Linked DNA regions of Homo sapiens: regions 2 and 3 are each linked to region 1. Evidence: chromatin contacts called from ENCODE Hi-C data. All regions are on one chromosome and are shown on one strand. The core of a region is the stretch at or near the end of the contact, and the rest is flanking DNA. Distances in the headings are between cores, read along the strand shown. Region 1 has its middle 23 kb from the start of LINC01247. Region 2 overlaps LOC105373411 (a long non-coding RNA gene). Region 3 has its middle 68 kb from the start of LINC01814.

What was found. A loop is a pair of places that touch in the nucleus more often than their neighbours do. Pooled maps may share reads with other maps.
Region 2: a loop to region 1 is called in a map with no recorded cell type, with 7 times the contacts of the local background. The contact joins two enhancer-like sites. A Hi-C loop is called at or near these places in 2 of 37 single-sample maps with no recorded cell type and 2 of 50 pooled maps.
Region 3: a map with no recorded cell type shows a loop between it and region 1 (21-fold over the local background). The contact joins two enhancer-like sites. A Hi-C loop is called at or near these places in 3 of 37 single-sample maps with no recorded cell type and 2 of 50 pooled maps.

What each region holds. Positions count from the first base shown.
Region 1 is chr2:6,350,150-6,354,438 of GRCh38, reverse strand. No RefSeq gene overlaps it. Among named protein-coding and RNA genes, the nearest start is that of LINC01247, 23 kb to the left of the region's middle. RefSeq lists an enhancer at 2,024-2,143. Within about 2 kb of position 2,063, at least 2 of the 41 ENCODE cell types and tissues checked have a DNase peak (open chromatin) inside an H3K27ac peak, as active enhancers do.
Region 2 is chr2:8,603,981-8,608,269 of GRCh38, reverse strand. LOC105373411 (a long non-coding RNA gene) reads left to right here. Exons shown (of 3, transcript XR_001739274.1): 2 at 469-797. Among named protein-coding and RNA genes, the nearest start is that of LINC01814, 22 kb to the right of the region's middle. Within about 2 kb of position 2,474, at least 4 of the 41 ENCODE cell types and tissues checked have a DNase peak (open chromatin) inside an H3K27ac peak, as active enhancers do.
Region 3 is chr2:8,514,095-8,518,383 of GRCh38, reverse strand. No RefSeq gene overlaps it. Among named protein-coding and RNA genes, the nearest start is that of LINC01814, 68 kb to the left of the region's middle. RefSeq lists enhancers at 2,927-2,976, 3,177-3,286. Within about 2 kb of position 2,388, at least 14 of the 41 ENCODE cell types and tissues checked have a DNase peak (open chromatin) inside an H3K27ac peak, as active enhancers do.

The DNA of each region.
Region 1 (4,289 bases), core at 814-3,313:
TAGAATTGTGGTGGGCATAAATGTTAATAAATAACAATGCAATATTATTAGTGATCACTTATACTTGCAAAATGATAAATTATTCAGGAGTCTCTTAATTCTTGAATGTAATATTATATTAAATGGAAACTATCGAAGGTATATTTTATTCAAAGCAGACTCGCAACATTTGTACTTTTGAGAGGTCCAATCATCTCACTCTGACTTTATGATTAAAGGAGCCTCGGTGTCACAGAGATTCAAGTTAACTCTGTAAATCGCTGAGGACATTATGAGTTTTCCCAGAATGTCCTAACACTACTGTGTTCACAGAATACTTATTTGAAATGTATGGGAAATCAACTTCCAGGGTTTCTCAGAGGTACTTAAAAGGGGCACTCAGTCACAAATGTTAGAAAGAGAATTTGCCAGATGACCACAGCATATGTTCCAGTGATTTCCACAATCTGGAAAATTATTTTCAGGTCACAGAACAATTTTGCATGGTTCTAGTCTCAAAATCAGAGTTGGTGGTTGAGCACCAGAGAATACTTTTCTCACACTGAAGTTTTGATGGGGAGAGATCTAAAGGTTTCTGAACACTCACTACCTGCCATGTATTTCACTTCTTGTTTTCTTTAATCTTTGCAACAACTCTGAGCTACAAGCTTTAATGCACACGCTAGCCCTCATTCTAAAGCCAAGTAAACAATCCTAGAGCCGCTGAGTAGCTCTTGCCGAAAGGTCTAGAGAAGCGGCAAAGTAGACACTCAAACCCAGATTTACCTTGGGTCAAAACATATGCTCTTTCCACTCCATCCCATGCCAAACCAAGGAAACAAATGTGCCTTTTCCATTATTTTCCTTTGTCAATATTTTGGGTGCTATTTTCTTTCCATCATAAATATAAATCCAACTTCTGTTGTATGTCAATGACTGTGTAATATTTGGGGAAACTGTGGGAACAATCAAGATTCGGTGTCTTCTTCCGTGAACATTTAAACAATTTAAAAACTTAGATCTATTCACTTACTATTTTTCTAAGTGAAGTTAGACTTAACAGGTTTGGCTTTGTTTCTTTAACTACAGCACTACACTGGAGCTGAGCTTGCTTCTGGCCATGGAGTGATACCCCTATGATTCCACTGAAATTACTTTTCCCAAAGCATCCAAACCCCTCAGGTCCAAGGCTGAGACCTGGCTTTCTGAACTGGAGTCCAGCTTTGCAGAGTGACAAGATTTCTGTTTTACTGTAAGGTTTGCACTCCCTTGAATTTTCACTAAACTTCTGCTTCCTAAGCCAGAGGTGCTGCCCCAGGGACGCCCGGGAGGCCTGGATGCAAAGCCCCTCTGCCACCTGGTGACGGGCATGGGAACTGCTCCATCCTGGAATTCTGGGGCCTGGAACAAAGCCTGACCATGATTTATTTTATTATTTATTTATTTTTTTGAGAAGGAACCTCGCTCTTTCGCCAGGCTGGAGTGCAGTGGTGTGATCTCAGCTCACGGCAACCTCCACCTCCCAGGTTCAAAGGATTCTCCTGCCTCAGCTTCCCGAGAAGCTGAGACCACAGGCACGCGCCACCATGCCTGGCAAATTTTTGTATTTTTAATAGAGACGGGGTTTCACCATGTTGGCCAGGATGGTCTCAATCTCTTGACCTCATGATCCGCCTGTCTTGGCCTCCCAAAGTGCTAGGATTACAGGTGTGAGCCACCACACCTGGTTTATTTTTTATTTAAAAAAAAAATTTTATTAATTTCATTTAATTGTATTTGTCCTCAGTGAAGCAGCACTGTCACCCTGGGTCTTATTTTTGGGAAAGTCTCAGTGTCCAGGTTACATTGGCTAAGTCCTTGAGTCCATGAGGAAAGTCAGTCTGAGGGCACTGGCCTCACTTTTTTCACCTTTGGCTTTCTCTTTCCTCCTGTCAGTTTGCTTTCAGAACAGTCCCTGAGAACGTGAGAAACTGCGAATTTACCTTTATGACCAAAATACATTCTTAAGCTTTGGTTTACAAATGGAACCCTTTGGGAAACGACAAAAGAGAAGTGAAAGTTCTCTTAAAGAAATCTCTCAGTCTTCGTGTTTAAGATTCCCCTGGCTGAATGAATGGCCACCACTGACAGAGCTGTTTCTAGATTACCTCCTCGCCTCCTTTCTCCAGATCCAGGTGCTCTCACTTGACTCTATATTGAATGCACAGACTTGGGGAATACTCATTAGACTTCTCCGAGTCTAATGAGTGGCTAATGTTAAGAACCACTGTGAGTCTAGGCCCAGAATACTAAAAACAAAAGGAAAAGGCTGTATCAATCACTTGGATTCACTCTTGTTTGAGGGAAGACAACTAATTAGAAAACTTTAGAACAACAAGATTCAAACATGGTAACCCATGTTTGAATTAATTAAAATCTGAATTAATCTAAGATTATTAGCCCTAGTTCATAATCAAATAGGTCTTTAACATACTATACTAACTTTAAACATTTCAAGTTCACACAGTTTCACACTACAATTTTTGCATTTCTGAAAATTTATATGAAAAAAAGAGTATAAAATGGAAAAGACCTTTAGATCTACCCGAGTTCTCACTTAAACAGGTCTGATGGATTGCAAGTAGAAATGATAAAAGAAGTGGAGGTCAAGTAATCATGGGTGCTTAAGGTCTTGAAAGTATCTAGAATATGTTGCCACCTTTATAAGGTTTCTGGTCTTTGCATACTTAACACATTTTGAGTTCTACAGAGTTTGGCTTTTCATTTTATTGCATTACTTATTCCACAAAAACACTTAAAATAGGTACTTATTTTTAACATTTTTTCTACTAATAAATAAAACATTGTATTGATAAAAACGTGTCACAGTTTCTTTTTCAAGACATCCAGGGAGTAAAGAGGGTGCACGTGAACAAAAAAATTCCACCAAAAATACAAATGACAAGTGTATTTACAGATATTCAGCCATCTTAAAAGAAGCATTTATGGGGATTGTAATGTTAAATGCACACAAGATGAGAAACAAATATCAAAACTGAAGAATTCATATAGAAATGGCAATTAAACAGATGGTACCGGGCAACCAGGCCCAAAGTTTAGTGGTCAATATAAGTCATATACAAGTTAACGTTAATCAGTTAACCAAAATTATAATTAAAAGTGCCTTCTAAACAATACTTCAACTGAAAAAAAAGAAGAGAGAGAGAGTGGAAAAAAAAGGTGTGGATTTCCTCAAGATGGCACATTATATCCATGGACTAGTTCTGCTGAGTTTTATTTTTTTTTTAGAGGCAGTCTCGCTCTGTCGCCCAGGCTGGAGTGCAGTGGCACAATCTCAGCTCACTGCAAGCTCTGCCTCTTGAGTTCACTCCATTCTCCTGCCTCAGCCTCCCGAGTAGCTGGGACTACAGGCACCCGCCACCACGCATGGCTAATTTTTTGACTAGAATTGCACTGAGCGGGGGATATAGGAAAAAGATCCCCTTGTCGCCCAGCTGACTCTGGGGTATTGTGGGTAACATTTTTCCCCAAAGATAAGAAGTTACTGGATACTTCCTACTTAGTTACCTGTGACTGGAAAGACGTGTTTCGTTCTGGTTTTTACATTTTTTTAAATGGGGAAGAAAACAGTAGAAGTACATTTTAGATCTCATCCATCTCTCTGAGAACAAACAAATAGGCCAAAAAATAAAATTCTCCAAAAAAATAACCCCAATAACTAAAAGATTCTGAAGGCTAACACACTGGACCTTCTCTGCCCCGTGTTCTAGTGGGAGAGGAAAAAGGTAGAGAAAATGGACAGAAACCAAAATTTATTGAACAGCTGAAATGTTCCAGACTCTATGCTAAGTTTCTCATGCTCATGATTTTATTATGGTCTTAAATCAACCTTTTGAAAAAGGTGTTATCTCTGCCTCACAAATCAAGGGATTGCGCCTCAGAGAGGTTAAGCAACTTGCAAAATGCCTCATAGTCAAAATGCAACAAATCTTTTATTTGAAACCAGATCGGTTTCACTGATGTTCACACTGCATGCTCTATGCTAAGATTGAAGGTGGAAGAGGAAGAGAGCAGGACATTTGTAACAAAAGTCCCCGTGCTATGTTACTGTTTGTCTCAGATATTGATGGGTTCCAATCCCCTCCATACTGCGTGCGTGACTTTTGTTTCCCTGGATCCACACCTCATTAAATACGTCATAGCTCCTTGGAAGGTGAGATCATTACCATGCCACACATTTGTAGATCCTCAGAAGATGGCCTTGCTTGGTGCGGCTCAGCAAGCGATGAGCACAGCCAGTGGGTTGGCTG
Region 2 (4,289 bases), core at 1,225-3,724, 2.3 Mb before region 1:
CAGCAATTCCCGCTCATGTGCCCTGAGTACTCAGGGCCCCACCGCTAGCCATCAAAGAATCGAGATGAAGGCTGGGTCCTTCTGGCTTTAATATCTGGGTGTTTCCCCCACATTGAGCTGTCGCCCCTCCCCCCCCCATATCTCTCTGCTACAACTCTCAGTTCAATCCTGAGGCCGCAAGCCCCTAGACCCTCAGCCACGAGGTATCATCATCTGCCTGCTGTTTGCGAACTCCTCAACCAGGACTTAGAAGTGCTGAATACTTTAAATGGTAAATCATCTTGATTGCTATAAAAAATGGGTTTGGCCAAGATGTGGGGCCTTCTCTGTAGCCAGCTGTGTCCTCAGTTTCCCTCCAGAATTACACGACGTCATAGTTTCAACAAGCATTTCACAGTGGAATGAGTGGTTTGTGGCCGGCAGAGTCAGAGGAGTTGAATTTATGATGGCATTTTTTTTTCTTTACAGGAAATAAAGGAAAAGAATGTCTTGCTAAATCAACAAAGCTGCTGTATCATTGTTCATTTGGCCAGGCAATTCCTCATGGGACCAGTAATAAGCTTCAGCTCGGCCAAACCCATTTTTGATAGCAATCAAGATGATTTACCATTTAAAGTATTCAGCACTTCTAAGACCTGGTTGAGGAGTTCACGAACAGCAGGCAGAGCTGGGCAGAAGAGATCAAGACAGACGGGACCTCAGCGATCATGGGTTCCAGCCTTTTCCTTTCACAGGTGAGGACACTGAGGATGCCTGGGAGAAGGAACTTGCTGGAGGTCCCTGCGAGGGTGTCTGAGGTGAGGCTCATCCCCGTGCTCTGTTCATCATTGCCGCCCGAGTCCCTTCTCAAAGCCCTTTGCGGGTGATTCCTATGCAAGGTGCAATTGCCGGTGGGGCTTGAGCAGGTCCTTCCTTGGGAAACACGAGGAAGGGCTAAACAGGGAGAGAGAGGATCCCACGCTTGGCATCTGCAAGGTGGGAGGAGAAACGTGGAGAAAGCAATTGCCATGTGCCTTTGTCGCCGTGAGGCTCAAAAACCTGGACTCACCCGGCTAGGAATTTCTCTCTTAAAATAAAATGGATTTGCTTTGTGCTTTACGGGGATTCCCTTAAAGCGTTTCTCATCTTAATCCTGGGGAGGAAGTGGTACTCAGTATTTTGTTTGTGGGCAACAGAGAATTTAACTTTCTGGGCCTAAGTGACAGACTCAGAGACGAAGATGAAGGTTGGAATTTGGTGTCTTTTAATCTCTACCCCCTGGTTTCATCTGTTCTCAGTGTCCCTGAAGCAATGGCCTAGACAGGGTTGATGTATTCATGAATCTGAGGGACTTTCACGTGAACTTGAGGCAGGCTTGGTCTGCATGCTGCTTTGTAGCATAAAGCTTGGACCTGTGTGCAAAGTGACAGTGCAACGAGTTTCAGCCCATCCCAAGAGAGAACACAGGCCTTTAGAGCTGCCTGTGGGGCGCTGACTGGTGTCATGCCCGGGTGGTCCAAGGTCTGCAGGACCCTCTACCAAGGGCACTTCTTGGACAGGGCTCCTGACTGTCTCTCCCACCTCTGATCTTCCCCCTGTCATCTTGGTGTTAAGATGACTGGAGCAAGGGCTTCGCTCCTGGGACTCATTCTGGGTTAAACTGAAGGGAGAGTGAGTTAGAACCCAGCGCCTTAGGGAGAAGCAGATGTCGTCTACCTGCACAGACTCTGTTTCCCCTCATCTGAAGAAGCCTCAGTCCTCCACATGTTATCACCTTCTCTAGGGCCCAGGCCCAGTGGAAGCTTTTACGGGGAGGTTTCAGAGCACAGTTTCAACCAAGAGCAAACATGTAGTAGCTTCAGGGTTTCAGAAAGCTGATTTTCTGCCCACAGCACAGTTTCGGGCCTCCTGAGAATGCTTTTCTTGGACACAGTGATCTTTGGTACAAAGAAGGGCAGAGAGGAAATGGCGTGTGGATGAAGAACTGTGCCTGTTTTAGTGACTGGCGGGACATATAGGCGACTGTAGCTGCCACACTTTGTGCCTATGAATTACTCAAGCCGGGACTTTAGGTTTATGATAAATAATAATAATAATTCAGGTTTGACCGTTCCTATTTGGGTGTAAATAGAAATCTCTGATTAGGTAGTAGAGTATTTGAACCTATAGTTTGATTTGAATTCTTCAAGCAATGTGATTTTTCTCCCTAAATCAACACACTATCTGAAATCCCCCTATGAACATTGCCTTTTGTTATGAAATGCAAGGAGAAAGCACTCAGCTTGTTCTCTAAGTTCATCTTAATGTTTTTCTTGTGACTGTCTGTAGGAAATTCAAAAGTTCTAGGAGATAGAGTCCCTGTAAATCACTGTTTGGGTTTAAAATGACCTGTAAATAATGACTCATCACAATGTACTCGTAAGTATAGTTAGCATCACTTAACGACGGGGATCCGTTCTCAGAAATGCATCATTAGGTGATGCCATGGTGAGGCCGTCCCAGAGCAGTCACACACACCTTTGGCAGAGCCCGCTACACACCTGGGCTATGTGGTGTAGCCTATTGCTCCTTGTCTTCAAACCCGAACAGCATGTCACTTTGCTGAATACTTTAGGCAATTGTCACACAATGGTATGAATAAGTGTTTATATAAATATAGAAAAGGTCCAGTAAGAATATGGCATAAAAGATGAAAACCTAGTACACCCATCTAGGATGCTTACCGTGAATGGAGCTTGCAGGACTGGAAGTTGCTTTGGGTGAGTGAGTGAGTGAGTGGTGAGTGAGTGTGAAGGCTTAGATATTAGTGTACATTCCTGTAGACTTTGTAAACACTGTACACTTCAGCTATGTTAAATTTATAAAAAAAAATTTCTTGCTTCAATAATAAATTAACCTTAGCTTATTGTAACATTTTTACTTAATAAACTTTCTATTTTTTCAACTTTTTGACTTTTTTGTAATAACAGCTTAAAACACAGACACAATGTACAGCTCTACAAAAATATTTTATATCCTTATTCTATACGTTTTTTTTCTATTTAAAAATTTTTAAAAATTTGACTTTTTTGTTAAAAGCTAAAACACACACACATTATCCTAGGCCCACCCAGGGTCAGGATCATTAATATCACTGTCTTGCATCTCCACATCTTGTCCCACTGGAAGGTCTTCAGGGGCAGAAACACACATGGAGCTGTCATCTGGTATGATAGCAATGCCTTCCTCTGAAATATCTCCTGATGGACCTGCCTGGGGCTGTTTTATAGTTAACTTTTGCTTTTTAATAAGTAGAAGGAGGCAGGGTGCGGTGGCTCAGGCCTGTAATCCCAGCACTTTGGGAGGCCGAGGCGGGTGGATCACCTGAGGTCAGGAGTTTGAGACCAACTTGGCCAACCTGGTGAAACCCTTTCTCTAGTAAAAACACAAAAATTAGCTGGGCGTGGTGGCGGGTGCCTAAAATCCCAGCTGCTTGGGAGGCTGAGGCAGGAGAATCGCTTGAACCTGGGAGGCAGAGGTTGCAGGGAGCCGAGATTGCACCACTGCCCTCCAGTCTGGGTGACAGAGCGAGGCTCCGTCTCAAAAAAAAAAAAAAAAAGGTGGAAGCAGTATACTCTAAAATAACGATAAAACATATAGTAAGTACATAAATTAGTACAACATACTATATTATGATAATAGTCATTTATTATCATTATCAAGTATTATGTACTATTCACAATTCTATGTGCTAGATTTTTATACAACTGGTAGCGCAGTAGGTTTGTTTACATTAAACACGTGAGTAATGTGTTGGGTTAATGCCATGATGACAGCTATAGCATCACCACCAGGAGACAGGAACTTTTCAGCTTCATTATAATCTCATTGGATGGCCATGGTACATGTGGTCTGACATTGACTGAAGTACTGTTATGTGGTGCATTATTGTATATATTTGCCATAATTTAAAAATTGAGATATGATTCATATGTCATAAAATTCACCTCTTTAAAAAGTACAGCCCAGTGGTTTTTAGTATATTCACAAAGGTGTGCAGTCATCAGCACTATCTAATTCAAGGACATTTTTGCTGCCTCAAAAAGAAACCCGGAAACCCATTAGCATTCACTTCCCATTCCCTCTTCCCCCAGCCTCTGGCAACCACTGATCATCTACTTTCTGTCTTTACGGATTTGCCGTATTTCCTACAAATGAAAGAGTATAATGCACACCTTTAGTGTCTGGCTTCTTGCACTGAGCATAATGTTTCCATGATTTGTTTATGTTGTAGCATGCGTTAATTATTCTTTCTTTTTATTGGCAAATAA
Region 3 (4,289 bases), core at 1,139-3,638, 2.2 Mb before region 1:
GTGACCTGTCCATTGTCACACAGCTAGCAGCCGCCGCATTCTGAGCCTCCAGGTTCCGAGCTTGTGAACCAGCTCTCGTTCGCTCAGAGGCCTCAAGGGCGGGATGCCTGGCAGCTCCCTTCCTACCATGGGCCAGAGGCGGAGAAACAGGTGCTGACTGGAGCTGGGAAATGACTCCTCCCTCGGCCCGGATGGAGTGCTTCCCACTCCCGCACCCCACTGGAATCCCACCCCCCTCCCTGAGACCCAGGAAGTTGCTGGAAGAAAGGAGGAGAGGACAGGATGTCCAGGCAGGTGCAGGGATGTCAGGGGATGCCCCTGGAGTGTTGCAATAGCCTCCTGGGAGTACTTTCTAAAAGCATGGCTGAGCCAGGCCGGCATGGGCTTGTGGGAGTAGGTGATTCCGGGTCTCCTGCCTCCAGGGCCTGTCATGAGGACTCCACAGAAAGTGACTCCACAACAGTGGGACTCAATGAGCACCTTTGGGAACTTATCCCCACCTCACCTTTAACATTAAAAAAAAAAATCACATCAAAACAGAGTGGCAAACTGGTAAAAAGTACAGATACTGGAGCCCCACTGCCTGCACCCAGGCTGCAGGAATTTCTAGCAGTGTGATACTCAGGACACTAGGCAACTTGCTTCTCTCCCCCACCTCAGTTTCCCCATCTGTAAGATGCTGATGATGGCGGCTGACAGTGCCCATCTTGTAAGGTTGCCACGAGGATCAAATAATTTTATATATATATATATATATATATATTTTTTTTTTTAGACCGAGTCTTGCTCTGTCACCCAGGCTGGAGTACTGGGGCATGATCTCAGCTCACTGCAACCTCCACTTCCCAGGTTCAGGTGATCCTCCTGCCTCAGCTCCCCCAAATAGCTGGGATTACAGGCATGTGCCACCACACACAGCTAATTTTTGTATTTTTGTAGAGATGGGGTTTCACCCTGTTGCCCAGGCTGGTCTCGAACTCCTGAGCTCAAGTGATCCACCTGCCTCGGCCTCCCAAGTGCTAGGATTATAGGACTGAGCTACCGCGCCTTGCGATTATAGATACTCTTAATCACACATGCTGGGAACAGTCCCTAGCAGGTGTGGAAATCAATAAATATAAGCTACTAGAGTATTATCTGTATTAAAGTGGGTGGTCTCTGAATACGGGTGCTCCTTCAAGCCTTTTGCGGGGTGGCTTGTTTGGAGGGAGGCTTTACTTGCCGTTCTGCCTCCCAGCCAAGCTGCTCCGTGTTGGACCTGTGCAGGCAACGAGGGGCTGAAATGGTGCTTAATGGCAGCATGGCGTGTCCTTTACTCCAGGCTGTACGCGGGCAGCTCCGAGATCTCCATTTCTGAGCCTCTTGCTCCACTGTAGACTTGGGAACTACTGCTTCTGCTCCCCCAGGTGCATCACCGTCTACGGGAGGAGGATGCTGAGGGGCAGTAGGACTTGGACCTGCCTTGGTGTGACTGGCCTTGGAATTCCAGATGTGCCACTTCCAAGCTCTGTGACACAGAGCAGGTTACTTCACCTCTCTGAGCCTTGGTCGTTATTGTTGATTGCTCAATGAGCATTTATTGAGCACCTCCTTTGTGTGGAGTTCTATTTTAGGTGTGAGAATTAATAGATTCACATAGCCACTAGTCACTGTTACTTAGACATGGCTCTGGGCCTGAGAGAACGTGAAATCTATTAGGGAAAAGATCACTAAATTGATGATGGTCAAGCGTGCACAAGAGTGGGAAAAGGTCCTGGAAGGCTCTCCAAAGGACGGGCTGCATTTCAGGGAGAGATGGGAAGCAGCCTGCGGGATCGGGGTACCCTGGAAGGGTGTGTGAGGGGTGGAGGGTGAAGGTGAGGAGGCAGGTGGCACAGCTGTAAAAATGACACAGTGTGAATGCGTGGGGCTCAGGGCAGGCACGCCAGCTCCCAAAGTGTAGGGCCATGCACTATGTTATGTGGTTTAAGCAGATAACTCATTTCATCCTCATAAATCCTCTGAACTAGTCACAGTATTTGTAACTCAATGTTACAAATTACAAGTAATGATAAACCACAGCCTGCCCGAAGGTCACAGAGCCAGGACATGCAGCATGGGCAGTAGGTGGGCTCCACTCTGAGCCCTAGGCTTCACCACAAGGCTCTGCTGCCTCCTACTGTGTCTTCCTTTCTTCCTGCCATGTTGGAGGAACTCAACTGGGAACCACTAGCCGCAGTCCTGAATGGGCCCTTTCTTCCCATGAGGACACCTGGCTGGAGGTTGGGGCCCAGAGGAAGTGGAGCGACAGCAGGTGTAGAATGGTTTCTGTTTGCTTCTCAGTTCTGAAGTGTTTCCTCTGATAACATTCACAGACAGCAGCTCTGCTGGACAGTTACTGCCCACCTGGAGGGCTTGAGGTGCTCTGTGTGGGGAGGTGGAGGAGGGGAAGGGGAGGAGGAGGAGGAGGGGAAAGGGAGGAGCAGGAGGAAGAGGAGGGGGAGAAGGAGGAAGACCTTGAGGAGGAGGAAGATAGGGAAGAGGAAGGGAGGAAGGAGAGGGAGGAGGGGGAGGAGGGGGAGGAGGGTGGATAAAGAGGAGCAGGAGGCAGCCATGCCCAGTGCCTGAGCAGGACCTGAGTGTGCTGTTCCTGAAGGTATTAGGAACCTCGAGCTTTCTACACCCCAGCTTCCTTTGGGTTGAGGTGTTCCTGAGACATTCACAGTGTCAAGGGCAGCCCTCCTTCGTGACGCAGGGGACGAGATACCATCGGAACAGGAGTATATTTAGAAGACAGGAAACCAGCCCTCCAGCTTGCCCTTGATTTTACAGCCAGCGTTTTAGCCTTGTGAGCACCCCCGGAATTGACTGAGGCTGCAGGGCACTGTGAGAGGCCCTGCAGCCACCCATGTGGCCTCTTCCCCTTTTCTCCTCTCTGCCTCTTGGCCTCTCTGCTGTCTCTCTTTCTGTTTCTATGCTGTGCTGGCTTTGCTGGGGTTGTCCCAAAGTGATGGGGGAGAAATGACATTTTACTTGGAACTGAGTCATTTTGCTGGATTTTTTCAGCTGCGTTCCTGATTAGTAAACCTGTTTCAAGAATGGGAAAATGCACGGGGCTATTTTTAAGTGTTCTCAGCACCAGTGTCCCTAATTCCTAGAACAGACATCAATTGCTTTTCTAGTCTCAAATGCAGATAAACATGCGGCAGCGACATGACCTTTAGCAAAGTAGACTTGCCTACCAACAGTTTGCTCATCTGTAAAATGGGGCTCACACACCCTACCTCATGGGCAGAGGAAGAAATGAGACAATGAGCACCTGACCCCCCACACAGTGCATATTGCCTATGGGTGTTTAATGTGCTGAAGGTTCCTCTGGTGGTTTTTTTCTGGATGAAACTGTGCCAAGACCAGCCCCAGGGGAACTGGTGAATCCCCTGGTGTGCTAAATACAGGTGTGTTTCTTAGTTTAAAATCCGCCTTTGGTCGGCTACTGGAGGAATCATACTGAAACTTGTACTTAAATCATCAGCTGGGAGAAAAGTTGGTAACTCCTGCTCAGTAAATAAACATTTGCCAAGCCCTCCCGTGCTAGCTCTGCACAGACAGATGGAGAGGGAAAGGGAGGTCACACAGCTCTGCCTGAGAGCCTCCATGAAGGGAAGGAGGTGAGCACAGAAATGAGGACCAGGCAGTGAGAATTGTGGGATGGGGATGGGGTGCCTGGCTCTACTAGGGGAGTTTGGAAATGGCTTATCTGCAGGTCTCATTATCCATGGTTGAAAGCTAGAGGACACTCCAAAATGCAGCAGTAGTGGAAAGACTGGGGCACCATACGCTGTGAGGAATACGTGACCTTCCAAGAATGAAACACATTTATGTGGCTAATTTAAATGACAGCCGTGATCAATTTAGTGTCTGTTGAGTGCTAGACATCGTGCCCAGTGGTTTGCATGTACCTCCTCATGGGATCTTCACAGCAGCTCTGTGGGGCTGGTACTGTCCTCATCTCCAGATTACAGATGGGGCCAAGATACTTGCTCAAGGTTGGACAGTTAAGAGACAGCAGAGTGGGGTTTGAATGAGATCTGTGTGACTTGAAGTTGGCTCTGCCTGTGCTGGCACCTGGCTTCCCTGCTCAGAGGATGGGCTCACCCTTCTCCCCTGGCCCATGCCAGCAGTGAGGGAGGCATCCTAGGTTCCCTGGTCTCTCTTGCTACCATGTCCAAGCAATGTTGAGTCCGAGCTATCCCGCCTCCCTCAGCGCCATCCTAATTCTGCTTCTCATCCCCTCCCCGCTGCCCCACATG